3 separate regions of the Mus musculus genome follow, and all the other regions are linked to region 1. Evidence: chromatin loops called from intact Hi-C (ENCODE). Cell type or tissue: heart. All regions are shown on one strand.

Region 1 (5,000 bases):
TAACACCCTTCCCCCGCCAGTTGTTACACATTGGCATCAACTTTATTTGTTATAGAGTAAAAGTTCATGGCTGCCAGAACCCAGTGCTGCAACTGTTAACGTGCAATGAAGAACTGGAAAAAGTCAATGGGAAGGGCTGTTATAAAAAAGGGTGTGCTTTCTTATCTTTAAGTCTAATTACTTACTGAAGAGAGAACTTGGCAGAGATTCAGAAGATCTGGCAAGGTACTAATACCCATATATTCCCCTCTAAGATGTAGATCCAATATGTAAAAGAAGGCATTTTTTTTTTTTAAAGAACAAAAACAAATCCGATCTTACCTTCCCACTGTAATATTCAACATATAAATGATCCATTTCCGTTAATTAACCTTCACTTTTCAGATGGATTTCTTTTCCGGCTGAGTGGCAGGCCACCAAAATGGGAAGGAGAAGTCAATGTCATCGAGTATAAATAGCTGTGGCCAGAAACAATATAGCGAAGGAGCCAATGGGAGAAGGGCTCCCCAAATTGCAGCATAAGTGACTGAATTCAATGCCTCCCTTCACGCGGACCTCAGCAAACCACCAACAGCAATCAAAAGATGAAAACAGGGATGGTGCAGGATTTCCAATCTTACGTTGGAAAGGCAGCCTTACTGTATTTTTCTAGGGGTTCTGACATTTTTAAACTCTCAGTTGGAGGCTAATGAAAATTAACTTGGATCTTGAACTTAATATCCATGAAAAAGAAATCCTTTAAATCGGGAGTTTGATATAAATACACTCGAGGAAAGAGTACACTGGAAACACAAAGTGTGGGCATTTTAAAAATTTTGTTTAGGTTTGCTGCATTGTGAAATGTCTCATCTTAAATATAAACCATGCGATGTGTTTCTACAGTTAATCAAAAGGATCAGTTTCTCTCTCTCGCCTTTGGTTAAAACATGAGTCAGTATGCTTAAATTGCAAGGGGTACACACTTCACTTTTTAAATGGCTCCTGGACATTTCCTGATTGTTGTCAAGCGCTGGAAGTCATTAAGTTTACAAGATTCTGTGGTGAAGCACGCGCGCGAGCACGCGCGCACACACACACACACACACACACACACACACACACGCACACACACACACACACACACACGCAGTCCTTAAAGCATCAGCAGTATGAAAGCAAATGCAGATGCAGGCATCAGAAAGTTATATAAGAAAAGCGGTCACTCCTCTGAGAAATCAGTTCAAGCATAGGTAATCTAGTAAACTGCAAATGCTGAGTGCCGGGCTGGGTCAAAGGAACTAGGAAGCAATGTAAAATACACCGGGAAATGAGGGCACTTAAGAACTGAATGATGCGGGCACCGCCACCAGAGGCATGCATCTTCTGGCATTCCTTCAGAAGGAGCAAGAATGGGTTGTCTTTAAAGAGCCCCTAATGACCTGGCTAACGGCACAGCCTCAAACCACCACATCGCGAAACAAATCCCATCAGTGGGAGACAAGGCTGGAGGAGGCGCATTAAAAGATCCATCCATTCACTAATGCCACCCTGGCTGTCACCGGCCTGGGACGCGCACACTCCCCGGCACTGCCACCTGCTTTCTACTTCCTCGGGGAGAGGTGGTGGCGCGCGGGTCCTGGTCCAGCGGCTCCAAAGGCAGAACTAATGATGAATCCGTGACTCCTAACCCGGGAGCTCAAGTCTCAGCTCCCCGGGGTCGGTTCCGGGACGGCGCGCGGCCCCAAGGTGGAAGGCTGAGAAGTTCCCCACGGCGGAGCCGGGGCGAGGGGACCAGAGGGGAGGGGGCGGCGCCAGGTCGGAGCGCAGGAAGCCTCGGCCCGTGGGCCGGGACCGTGGGAAGCCAAGCTGGGGGCGGGGCCGCGCGGAGCCACCCAGGGGCCCGGCTCCGGGATTCCCCCTGATCGGGCGCGGGCAGAGAGGGGGCACCCTGGCCGCTACCTGCTGTTGGATCTTCCCGTCCTCCGTGACGACCCAGTGCGTAGTGGCCAAGGCCCCTCGAGCCACCACGCTCAGCAAAGCGGAAAGGCTGAGAAGCCAACCCGGGCCGGAGCGAGGTAGCAGCTCGAACCGGCCGCGGACCCCTATTGCCGCCGCCATCTTGCCCCCCCGGCCGGGCTGCTCACACCGGAAGCGGAAGCGACTCCTTGCGGTCCGCCATCTTGGGGAGGTCGCCTCTGGAACTGGAGGAGGAGCCCGCGGAGTGCCTCGGAGACGATACCGGTCCCTTTACTCTCGGTCGGGGAAGCCGGTCCTGCCACACCTCAGGGCTGGAAACGGCTTTCTAGTTATCGTTTTTCTGGAGGCTATAAGATCCCCAAGCGTGGGAATCGGAGGGGAGATAATAAAACTAGGTGGAGCTTGAGCAGAAGTGAGAAGACGGTGAAGGTCTTTTTAAAAAGTAAGTATTGTTTCTGGTAGGGCAATAAAAGTTATACTTTTCAACTATCTGAGAGAGGCTTTTTTTTTTTTTTTTAATAAGTCTCGTAATGGAGTGTTAAGCGGCGCAGTCGTACTGTGTAATGCATGTCACACATCGAATTAAAAAAATAGCTCGTTATCAAATACAAAATATCAGCTCATTACAAGTTATGTATATGTGATCGGCATACTTTTTCTTCCGAAATTTAGAAAGCGATGTGTCCTTACAGACCACTTACATCCAGTGTGGCCAGATTTTTGGGTCTTACAGCAGCAGCACCACGTGTCTTGTGGACTTTGGTGGGCAGCTCTAGTCTAAGTTAAAGACCTAGGTGTAGAACCCAGATAGTGGCATCTCCGGGGAGGGGACTGTATTAAATATGTAAGCACTGCGGCTTCCCTTCCCCGAGGGTAGACTCAGCCATTATGAGTATGTTTTAAAGAAGTCTCAGGTGATTGATTTGCATATTGAAACTTAAGAGGCGCACTACCAACAGGTACAGTAGCTGTTAACCAGCTTAGGTTCCAGGCTCTGCCAATGTATGTTATTATAGGTATTTCAGGTCGGCCTACTAGTATGGTGGGCGTATCATCTTGTAACAAAGCTGTTATGCTTTTTTTTTTTTCTGTTGAGAAAAAAAAAAATTGTGCCCTGCCACCTACATAGATGTGTTGCAGGAAACAAATGTCTGCCTCATGTTATGGGAACAGAGACTGTGCTATGGCATTGTAATTCTTCTGAGAGCAGTTTGGTTTTGTTGATTTTGTTTGTTTTGTTTTTGAAATGAAGTCCCATTTGCAGCCTGAATTGCCTGGAATTTATTTAGCCCAGGCAGGCCTTTAAGTCCACCTGTGTCAACCACCTGATGCTGGATACAGGCATGAACCATCAGGCCCAGCTCACTAGGCAGCTTTTCTTAAAAGTACCCGTGTAATGAACATTCGTTTTATTAAAAAGGTATATCTTGGGGCTGGAGAGATGGCTTGGGGCTACAAAGATGGCTCAGGGCTGAAGAGCACTTCCTGCTCTTCCCTGGAAGCAGTGTTAGGCCACAACCACCTGTAGAACTCCAGCTCTAGGGGATCCTCCTTTATACATGTGGCATACAGTTCTCATACACAAACATATACACCCACGTACGTATGTGTACACACACATACACACACATATGTATATATTTGCCTGTAGAGACTGGGTGTAAAGGTCAGCTCAGGACCTTTGGGAAGGTTATGAAACACTTGCCCCTCCAGAAGGGAGAGGTTAATTAACATTTCTCAGACCACAGGGTGGAACCGACAGGATGGACTGTTGCCCACCTTCAGACAAGGGAAGTCCTTGTTACCTCATTCCCTAAAGACCAACCAGTTTAAAGGGTGCACTGTTTCGCCAATCATATTGTGCCTAGTTGCTGATGCTCTATTCTGCCTCCTGGAAACCTTATAAAAACTCACTGAACGGGTGCTGCTCCGCCTCTCCTTCGGGTCTGGGACGACCCCAGTGCACTGGAACAATAAATTCCTCTTGCTTTTTGCATTGATCCTGGCTCCACATGGTTTGCTCAGGGGATCCCCAGTAAGCTAAGTTCCTTGGACTCTTACATGGGCACAGAAATATGACCATTAAGAAGTAAGCTATGATGTTGACAAGTTAATTAAAATACAGATGAGAATGTAATAATAATGTGTAGAGAGAGCTACAACCAGGTGAAAAAGGCTTGGCACAAAGGAAAGTGTGGTTGGTAAAGGTGATGCTGGTGTCAAGTTGTAAGGGACTCTTATGTGTCGTATTGAGTTTAAATATAGACAGTAAGGACTGTAACCTGAGTTTTAAAGTAGAAACAAGTGATGGAATCCCTTTTTCTCAGCATCTTTTTAGGTGTAGCCATCTATTATTGTATACTATCTGTTTTTTTCTTTACAATGCTAAGGACTGAGCCTAGGGCCTTGCATATGGTAGTCAACCATATTACTAATGAGCTATGTATCTCTAGCCCATTATTTAATAATTGTTTATTATACCTAGCTGATTCCTGAACCCCAGAATGAATGGTTGTATAGAATCTCTAGTACATATTTCAGCTATCAGGAACATTTTTTGGGCATTTAAGTATTGGAAAGGAGTTGGATATCAACGTCTACAAACTCAATAGATTATCCACTTGTTTTTCCTAGTTCATAATTATTGTCCTTTGAGATGAGGTTTTGTTTCAAACCTTGAGAGCTCTCCATGTTTTTCTGTTGTGTAACTAATTGCTATAAACTTACTAGCTTTAAACCATTATTTCAGTTTCTATGGAACACAAATCTGGTTTGGCATAGTTGGTATCTTGCTGGATGTTGACTGGCTATTAATGCAAAACACCCACTTCATCCTACCATGTAGCCCTCTTAACATGAGAAGTACTTTTAAGGCTACCAAGAGAATGTCTCCATTGCTTAAAACTCTGACTTACTTCATTTCTAGGCTAGATTTAAAGAATTTCTATGCTAAGATTATCCAAGTGAACAATTTCCCTTAGGACTAGCATCAAATAAGCTTATATATGACTAATTACATTAGCAAAAATAACTTTGGTCAAATA
Region 2 (5,000 bases), 250 kb before region 1:
CAGGTAGCTGAGCCCAGCCTGAAGAAGCTGCCAGCAGGTTTTTTGTTGTTGTTGTTTGTTGCTTGTTTTTTGTTTTTCGAGACAGGGTTTCTCTGTTTAGCCCTGGCTGTCCTGGAACTCACTTTGTAGACCAGGCTGGCCTCGAACTCAGGGATCTGCCTGCCTCTGCCTCCCAAGTGCTGGGATTAAAGGCGTGTGCCACCACCACTCGGCTTAGAGCAGGGGTTTTTTTGCCCTAAAAAAAATCACACTAGATTACTAGCATAAGATCCATGGCCCCACCCAATAGTGTTATACCAAACTAAGAACAAGAAAAAAGAAGCAAAATAAAATAGTAACTTTCCAAATGTATCCTTATCTACAAATAGCATTTAGTGGCATTGGAACCGATCTACACTAATTTATTTGCTTATACAATCTAAACTTAATAATTTTATTATCCTATTAATTCAACAATTATGTCCTAGTTTGCTTTCAACTACTATGATAAAGACCATGACCAAAAACAACTTAGAGAAAGATCACAGACCATGGAAGAAAGTCAGAGTAGGATGCAAAGCAGGAACCTGGAGGCAGAAACTGAAGCAGAGGCCATGCAGGAATGCTCACTTGCTCTTCTTGACTAAGTGTTTTATACAGTCCAGGGTCCAGGGATGGTCCAGCCTACATCAATCCCTAATAGGCAGAATGCCCTCACAGACCTGCCTACAGGCCAATCTGATGAGTGCATTTTCTCAACTTAAATGTCCTCCTCCCAGATGACCCAGGCTTATGCCAAGTTGACAAAAACTGAACCACTACTAATTTCTACAGAATAAACTATTTAACTGTCTATAGAGAAGAAGATAAATTAACATCACGGACTGAAATTAGAGCACCCTAAGAATGCTTCCCACTAGCATGTATTTACAGATCACCCAGGAATGAGCACTCAAGATTGAGACAGCAATCCTGTAAGGGAGAAAACAATGCTGCCTACATATTAGCATTAACCCTACTATCCCAACTCTCCCCAGCTCAATGCCTAACCACAGCTTACCGGGACCCCAGGTGCTGCCTCTGCTAGTCTGTCTTCTACATAGTATGCTACTCCCACCCAACCGCTGCCAAGGAAGAACTCATCTGAATCCTAGTTCTGAAATATCTGAATTTGAAGAGTAAGAAAGTGTTTAAAGATGTAGGTTACATACATATGTTTATGAGTTACAAGTGAGGACTTAGTTTACATTTCCTCGGGGGAGGGGTGCTGTTTTATCTGGGGAGGTGCTATCTGTACCAAAGCATTCATGTGGAGAGAAGTCAGTCTCTCCTCTGTGGATAATCCTGAGCATGGAAATCAGGCTGTCAAGTGTAGGCCAGGTGCCGTTACCTGCTAAGCCATCTTGCTTATCATTTCTTTTGCTTAAGCATTAAAAAAAAAAAAAAAAAAAAAAAAAAAAAAACCAAAACCCCAAACAATTGACCCCAACTATACTTCACTTCCATATGACACCACAGTTCTCTTTCATATCCCAATGTTCTAGGTCAAATTTCTTTTCTAAATCTGCCAGAAATGCTTTCCTAATTTTTACCAGTTTCCCTTTGTCTGGATGGAGCCAAACCTACCTTGAACGTGGCAAACCCTTGACTTTCACTCTGCGTTTTAGACTGTGCAAACAATTTACAATAATAAAGCTAAAGCAACACTGGGCTTTCTTTGCAAGTTTCATTTTATTGGATAACTGATTTCCTATGGGATTACTGTTGCATTGACTTAAAAAAAAATAAAAATAAGCCAACAAACAACTTTTTCCAAGCTGACAACAAAGAAACTGACCAAGTCAATTGTGAAATTATATCATCTGAATCTTAATCACAGCGAGCACTTTTTCCCCCAGGGACTATGAAAAGTGATTTTGGAAAGTTGTATAAAATCACTGTTTGCCCCACATCAAGGAAAGGGGCTCACAAACTCATTTCTACTTGAAATATTTTCTCCTATTATTAGGGTGTTGTCCCAAAAGATTAACTGTCATGTCTTTTCTAAGTCGTTTAAATGTTCTTTAATGAACAGAACAAACCTGAAAAGTAACATGATTTCTGTCCTGTGTTTAGTCCGTAGGCAACCGCACCCCAATATTCTATAAAATGTTTGAGTCGTGAACAGTGAGTTACAAAACACCAGAGAGCCACACATACATCATGATTACATGGGTGTTTGTTTTAAAGCCCTTCTCTCAAAAAATAGAAACAAAGGTGAGAGGGCTGAACTAGGATTTTCTCAACTTCTCTGATACGACCTTCGTTCTCATTTTTAAAATCTGTCAACTGAAAAGAAGAAGGTTCGCGTGTTTTGGTCACTTTTTGTAAAGACATTTTCCGCAAACTCTTGCAAAAAGTACTGAATACGATAGGAAGACTTTGTTTTCCCAGAACAGCGCTTCTTAGTCATTGAAACTCCAGAATAATTTACCAAGATTTCCTCCGACACCGCCTCCACCTCCCCCCTCCCCAAAAGGACTTGTTAAATTACATGAAACAAACCCAATTCAAGTAACTGGAGAATCAAGTTTCCCAAGATCCTAACTTCTGAAATCGTTGTCCCTGCAACCCTTCTTCCTATCTTCACCTATGCTCTCATCCATAGCACAGGGCCAGTTTTCAAGCCAAGTGAAAAACTTTATTTTAAAAAATAAATAAACACTGCAAGGGACACAGCGGACAATGCGCCTGACTCCGGCCGCCTGCCCAGGAGGGCTCCAACAGGACAAGTCCGGGGAGTTAAGAAAGGTCTCCTCCGTGCCCACCAGGCAGCAGCAGGTCAGATCACCCACCCCGCCAGTGCGCTCAGGGTCTGGAGAAGTTTCCGCGCTCCAGAGCGGGCTCGCTGAGCGCGAGCGACAGGGGAACAAGGGCCACAGCGTGGTCGCGGCTTGTGGTTCCACTCACCTGCCCATTCTCCGAGTCGCGGACCGACCAAGGCCTCGTTGCCCACGCACCACACCTGGAAGGCCCTGAAGAGCGAGTACGAGGCTCGCAGGGCCAGGTAGGCAATGGTGCTCGCGCCCACCCAGTACAGGAAGCCGGCCGCCGGGGGAGCGCACTCCATGGCTCGTGACTAGGCCTCACTACTACGGTGAATGGGGAAGGAAAAAAAAAAAAAGAATGAATGGGACGAGGAGGCGGTGCCGCCGTGACGGCGAAGACGCAGCGAATAGACGTGATTTTTTGAACGCTTTAGGTCTAAGACCCGCCTACATAGTCATATCCATGTGTCTATTGGTGACTTCTCTTTCCTGTAAGCGTACTATGTCTCCTATTGGTTAGCCTTCGTTTCGTAGCCCCGCCCACAATCCCCTTCGGCGCGCTCAGAGCCGCATTTCCGTATTAAGACAGTGGCTCGCTCACAAGCCGCTCAACGTTTGGCTCCGCCCACAAGCTTTACCTCGCACCACCGAAGCGCAGGGATCTCTCATTGGCAGAGGCGGCCCTTACGACTGCGGAAGGCTGCGCGCTGATTGGCCAGTGATACCTAACTGGGTTTAGCTCACATTTCAGGAAGGAATGGAACCGGAAAGGGAAGAATATAGTAGAAGTCCGGGAGGAGCTGGAGTAGTGCTTGTGATTACGTCTTAGTAATAACCGCTTTCGGATTGTTAATTCCTCAGACTTTTCAGATGAAGGTTTACGGTTCCCCTTTGTCTGCAGAGCACGCTTTCGCTCCATTTTTTTGAATGACTGCCTTAGCTCCCACAATGAACTTTATACTTGTTCCCAATAATTCGGAATTCCAGAAAACTCTACTGTGTAGTAGCGTTAACAGTTGTAAGATGAATGAAAAGTATCCTACAAGAACAGAGCTTATGGAGCAATTCTGGGAAACTCAAATTTTTTTATTGGACCTGGTCCAGTAAAAACCAAAATCATTTTATTTTTGTTTTGTGGGAGGATATTAAAGAGATATTTGTGTCCTATACTTTTTACTGTAAGACAATCAAAACAATAAAATCAAAACAGGAACCGATTCACCCCCATCAAGGGACTTCATGCTGGGATAAAAGAAAACCTAAAACGTGGGCAAACACTTCCAGAACACCTTACAGGGGAGGCAATGAGGGGCCAGTGGTGAGCTGGCTGGACCACACTTTGACTTGCTTAGATTTATGTTACTCTGGCCCATTCTTAAACCATAACTGCACATCAGAACCTAAAACATGGCTTTGGTGGAAGGTACTGGGTCTCTTTATAACTTTTCCCAAATCTTTTTTTATTCTTTTCTTTTCCTGCTGTTCTGCACTATTAATTTGACTGTTTTAGCTGACTTAGGAAGGACAGGTGACCGAAACTCACTTGTTGATGCACAAGCTGTGGCCCTGACTCTGAAAACAGGCCTTATGCTTGAGCAGCAAATACTTTACCCACCAAGCAATCTCCCCTGCCCTGAAGGGAAGCTTTAAGGGGACACAAAAATCTGATCTCTGGAAGAGCATGGAAGTACTTCAGCGGACAGGGAGACAGACATAAAGTAAACAAATGGAGTCGCTGTTCAGGCTCTACTTAGAGGTCCAGGGGCTCATTCAATATCTCCACTCAAGCTCAATACATTTATTGTTTGTTTTTGTTTTGAGACAGGATGTCAAATATCCTAAGCTGCCTCTACCTCCCAAGGTTTGAGATTCCAGGTATGTGACACCATTTTTTTTTCTTACTTCAGTGCTGGGGATTGAACCCAGAGCTTTACACATGCTAGTCAAGTAGTGTATCAACTGAGCTACATTCTCCACTCAAGCTTAATAAATTTAAAAATAAAACTCCACACCTGCCCTCATATGCCTCTTCTGGTGGCTGGAACAGCAATGCCACTCACAGGCTCCTATGTTTGAAGACTTGGTCAGCAGTTGATAGAACAGTTAGGGAAGGATTAGGAGGTGTGCCCTTGTTGGAGGAGGTGTGTCATTGGGGGTGGGCTTTGAGGTTTCAAAAGTTCATGCCATTCCAACTTAGCATGCTCTCTCTCTCTT
Region 3 (5,000 bases), 72 kb before region 1:
AAGGTGACTAGTCTTGATGAGTACACAGAAGACACCAAAAGGAAACGTACGTCATCCATCACTAGTCTGTGGCTTTGAGGGTGATTTACACCATCCCACTTACTCTCACCTCCCAGAAGAGTCAGTAATGTTTATAACACGACGTTTCCTAGAAAATTACAGTGTGAACCATACTTGTACAGTACGAGTGTACAAAACCTGGCTACAATTTCATGAGGATTAAGCTGGTGAACTCTTTGAGTATGTGTTTGTGTGTTTGTGTATACGTGGATGCATGTGTGTGTATGTGTTGTATTCAAGTCTGTTTATGTACATACTGGTATGCTTGGGTGCAGAGGTCAGAGAACAACTTCCAGTAGCGTCTTTAGGAGCTGTCATCTGTTTTTTTTCCCCCGTTGGGTGGGAGTTCCTGACAAGGCTGGGCTGGCTGGCCAGCAAGCCACAGGGATTTCTGTCCTTGTCCCAGTGCTGTATTATAAGCACATGTCACTATGCTGGTTTTACAATGTAGGCTTTGGGGTTTGCCTGACTGGGCCTTCTCCTCAGCACTGAGCTGGCAAATTCTTACCCACTCTGTTGCTTCATCATCTTCACTTCTGCAGTCTCCATAGCAAGAGCTCTTGGCTACTCCATCCTGGGGTCCTTTCTTCAGTACACGTATTCCCTGTAGGTCCAGACGTCGCCCCTTCATTTCTAATGTTCCCCCAAAGCCTTCCAGAGGCCAGGCCTGCTGAAACTCATCCACCAAAGCCAGTATCTCTTCGGACATCTTTGTTTCATCTGACTTCTCCACCTCGTCAGAACCATTGCTCTCTTCAACCACTGTGCCTGCAATTCAAGGGGTTGTGTGGTCAACAGTTTCATGGCGTTTACTCAAGTACAGAATGATTCAAACCTTGTTTTTAGGGATATTTTGGATCTGCTTAGAGGCATGACTATAGAGCCCCCTTCATAAAATACCATTTGGCATCTTTAAACCTCAAAACAGAACACTATCTCTGCCATTTAGCCTTTGCCAAAAGCCTGTCAAATAGTAATGGCAGGAGCCAGAAGGCAGGCAGCCATGGATGGTGTCATGAGTGAGGGGGCAGCTGTGGCACATTATTTGAAAGATCACCTGCTCAACATACAAACCATAGATGGCAAGGGTGATGGCATTATGCGATTTATTGCATGTGTAGGTCTTTTACTTTATTCAGCTACCATCAAACAGTTGTGTGTCCAGCACACATGGCTGCTTAGCTGTATGAACTGAACAAAGGTTAGTTGAAAACTACTCTAATGGAAGCTTCCATTTTCAGTGATAGTATAAAAATAGCTATATGCTAGTTTAATTCCTTAAAAATGGATATGAAGGTATTACTTATGTTGTTTAAGTATTACGATCTCCTATTGTGGATCTTAGTGGGATGTGCTAGGAAAATTTTCCTCTCACATTTTCCCATGAAGTTTATAACCTTCAAGTTCCACCCCATGCTTAGACCATGAAGAGACTCAGAAACGATTATTTTAGGTTTCTTAACATAATTCTTTCCGTTTTCTAAATTGTTTGCTACTTAATCTTTGCTATTTACTTTGAATTAATTGCTGTGCTTTATGTCATTTGCTTCATAAATGCCACATCTTATTCCTTTTAGAGATGAGTAGGGAAAAAAAAAAGAAAAAAAGAAAAAAAAGAAAGAAAAGAAAGGAAAAGGAAAAGAAAAAAAGAAATGAGTAGGGCACAAAAACTAAGAGCAAACTGCTTCCTTTTATCCACACACCCACTGGTAAGCCCGGGAGCACTGGCTTGGTGCCTATGGCACGTCATTATTCCTTCAGGTGGCAACTCCAGGGTGGTCAGAGATTTAGAAACATGTTAATAAGGCCAGTGTCAGGATCTCACGTGGCCAGTGACACACGTAGGCTGACAAAGATCTAATTTCAAGTCTCTGTCTTGCTATGCTGTTCCTAACGTCCGGTACGGGGCCAAGCGTACGGCAGACCCCAGTAGCTGTGGCGCAGAGCAGTCAAGGCTCTCAAGAATCTGCTGGGCCTGGCTTAGCCTGTCCTGCAGGCAACTGAGGACTTAACTCTGTCGTTTACCTTGCCAGTTGGGCACATAACCAAAGTCCAGAGCTCACCCAGCTGAATGGCAAACGACATAAAATTAGGTGCCACACCAGCCAGGAAAACAGCTAGAGAGTTGGCACTGGGAACTCCCAGAGCAGCATAAACGCAAGAGCTGCCTGGCATCTGACTGAGCTGTCAGAGTTGGCTCTCACTGCTCCTCATCTGATTTTTGGGTTCTTTTTCTTTTTCTTCCTATGGCTCACAAAGGATTTCCCCACCCAGTCTGAGACAGGAAAGAGTCTTTGATAAGTTTCATTCAGCAAAACACAGGGCTTACAGAATGTGGCTTTTGGCCAAAGGGAGACCGCAGAGTACTTTCTCAAGATATTTCAGTCTCTCCAGATTGCACATGGGAGGCAGAGCTGGTTTTCTGTAAACTTGACACAAGCTAGGGTTATCTGGGAAGAGGAACCCTGGATTAAGAAAATGCCTCTATCAGATTAGCCTGTAGGCCAGCGTGTAGAGCTATTGTCTTGATTAACAATTGTGGGAGGCTCCTGCTAGCTCAGTGTGGACAGTGCCTCCCTGAGAAGGCAGCCTGAGCAAGCCATGGAGAGCAAGCCAGTAAGCAGAGCTTCTCCATGGCCTCTGCTTCAGTTCCTGCTTCCCAGTTTCTTCCTTGTCTTCCCTGCAGGACAGACTCTGAGCTGCTATGTGACAAAAGCCCTCTCTCCCTCGGTTGCTTTTGGTCATGAGTTAATGACAGCAACGAGAACCTTAACCTGAACACAGGCTGTGTCTAGAACTCTTAGTTTCTTTCTTTCAGCACTGGCTATTATGTGAAAGCATCCACACTGTCGACCTGCAAAATGTCCAAGAAAACAGTTTTCAAGGTTATTGCTTAGTACTACTCCCGTCACGTGTATATGGACACACTTAGTATTATACAAGTGCATAACTTAAACTTATCAGAGAGGGAGGGAGGGAGGGACAGGTAGAGGGAGAGGGAGAGGGAGGCATGGAACTGTTTCAGGCTTCTGCTGCTGCTAGCTTCCAGTGAACTATTCTATAGGGTGTTTGAGCCATGGTGACAGGCATTCTTAGGGAACAACACTAAACACACACACTTCATATCTACTCCTTAGATGGTGGTTCACACACGGGCTGTGTTGTGACCGAGGGAAGCTGGGGTTTGCTTATTTAGCTTTTCCTATGTCATTTGTGCCATAACTATTTTGATGGGAGCAAAAAGCACATGAATGCTTCTGACCCTGGCAAATTAAATGTAACCAACCAACAGTGAACTCGAAACCACAAAGCTACATACATTTGGGACAATTAAAAAATTTTATAATAAAGATGATCTGAATGCAATCACACAATGCTTCCCAGAGAAAGATAGAGTATTGCAGTAGGATTTAGACAGAAGCAGCCTGGGGAAAACTTTCTAAAAGCACACGTGCATTAGCTCAGGTACTTATGGACCAAAGTAGATATGTATGCGGGAACATGGAAGGCATGTGCTAAGGTGTGACTAATTGCAACTTACTTAGAACAAAGCATGTGGCTAGGCAATCAGCAGGTATAATTCAGAGGTGACATTAAGGCTCTCTGGTGGGGTTCCTACAAAAGGGATCTCTTGCAGAATAACAATGAAGTGTGGGAAAGCCAAGAGGATGAGGATAGCCCAGGCCTAGGAGTCAGTCAGCTGGTGACGGCACGGGTGGAGAGGGAGAAGAAAGGACAGAACTTGGGAGTAGAAAGGCATTTCAGGGAACAAAGGAAGCCGACTTTGGGAATGCAAAGAGATCTTTGGAGGAAATAATTGAGCAGGTTTAAATATGACTTCAGGATTTTAAAGCCTTGTATGGAATAGTCAGGCTCTCTATGAGGTGGCAGTCAGTTCTCAGCCTGAGTATAAGAACAGAACGCTGTTCCCAGAACGTGCAGTGAGGAGACGGTGGCACGACAGAGTGGGGACTTAATGCATTTGTCAGATAACTCACTAACATGAGTTGCTGGCACTTAGTAGTGTGCTGAGGGCTGGACTGTCATAACCCAGGGGGCTTAAAGACTAGAGTAGAATGGAAGGAAGAACTGATCTGCTGACATTGCTCCATGCAGAGCAGCGTCCTGTACATACGTCCTCTATTGGAAATACAGTCTTCCGTATGCTGACATGTCTGGATTGTGGAGGAATCTCCGATTTTGAATAGCGCTGGAAGCAAGCAGTAGGAGTAGACTCTAGGCTTGTAGCCCATGGGGCAGATGGTGTGATATAAACTGAAACAGAGACTGACATGCACGCACGCCTCCACGTTTCCTTCATCTTCTTTACCAGGCACCGTTTTCACTTGGGAAATGGAGGATAAATATTGTGACTCTGAAGAGAATGTAAGTATCCACAGTGAGGGTCACATGGGTTCACAGAGTATCTGCCATGTTAGATATTCTGACAGGAATGACAGAGAGTAGAGACTATAGACTATGTGGCCCAAATTTCAATGGAGGCAGCTCAGCACAATTTCTCAATGTTTCAAAAACACATAGACTTTCGAGTTTAATTCTGGGGACCTTAGTTTAAGGAATTCTAAGCTGATTATGCTAGTAGCCAGAGACCTAGTGAAAGTCCCCAATGCACATTAAATGAGGGACTATGGAACTGAGGGGGTGACACATGGTAAGAGTGGCTGCGGTCATACTGCTCAGAAACAATCAGGTGAACAAATACTTTGCTAGGAAGACTAAAACATCTCAGTGGGACTACTCAAAGGGTGGCAATGAGACTAGAAGCCACAGCATTTTGAAGGAATTGAGTATACTGAGTTGACCTGGAAGAGTGGAGTGGGCAGGAATAACCACCGCCAAGCCAGGGCAGCAGGGCAGTAACAGGAAATAGGATTAGTAGCCTCATGAGGGGAAGCTTGTATTCTAGTTCAGCGTTAGAA

The links. Hi-C counts contacts between places; a loop is a spot of excess contacts. Peaks named below come from ENCODE experiments on the same cell type or tissue, not always from the same donor. Only the 100,000 strongest peaks of a DNase experiment are listed, where the experiment ranks them.
Region 2: it touches region 1 in a loop (1.9-fold over the local background); 3 of 42 quality-filtered maps call a loop at or near these places.
Region 3: it touches region 1 in a loop (2.3-fold over the local background); 2 of 42 quality-filtered maps call a loop at or near these places.

What each region holds. Positions count from the first base shown.
Region 1 is chr2:94,404,569-94,409,568 of GRCm38, forward strand. Ttc17 (tetratricopeptide repeat domain 17) reads right to left here and starts at 2,121. Exons shown (of 25, transcript NM_183106.2): 1 at 1,939-2,121. The coding sequence starts at 2,097. It overlaps 2810002D19Rik (RIKEN cDNA 2810002D19 gene), which reads left to right and starts at 2,139. Exons shown (of 2, transcript NR_027831.1): 1 at 2,139-2,398. In heart, no CTCF peak of the experiment used is centred here; a DNase peak (open chromatin) is centred at 2,133; H3K4me3 peaks cover 2,912 bases; H3K27ac peaks cover 1,890 bases.
Region 2 is chr2:94,154,782-94,159,781 of GRCm38, forward strand. Hsd17b12 (hydroxysteroid (17-beta) dehydrogenase 12) reads right to left here and starts at 3,128. Exons shown (of 11, transcript NM_019657.4): 1 at 2,929-3,128. The coding sequence starts at 3,088. It overlaps Gm39885 (a long non-coding RNA gene), which reads left to right and starts at 3,383. Exons shown (of 3, transcript XR_866573.3): 1 at 3,383-4,661. In heart, a CTCF peak has its summit at 3,124; a DNase peak (open chromatin) is centred at 3,400; H3K4me3 peaks cover 2,495 bases; H3K27ac peaks cover 1,907 bases.
Region 3 is chr2:94,332,225-94,337,224 of GRCm38, forward strand. Ttc17 (tetratricopeptide repeat domain 17) reads right to left here. Exons shown (of 25, transcript NM_183106.2): 18 at 569-828. Among named protein-coding and RNA genes, the nearest start is that of Mir670hg, 70 kb to the left of the region's middle. In heart, no CTCF peak of the experiment used is centred here; DNase peaks (open chromatin) are centred at 2,317 and 2,497; H3K27ac peaks cover 437 bases.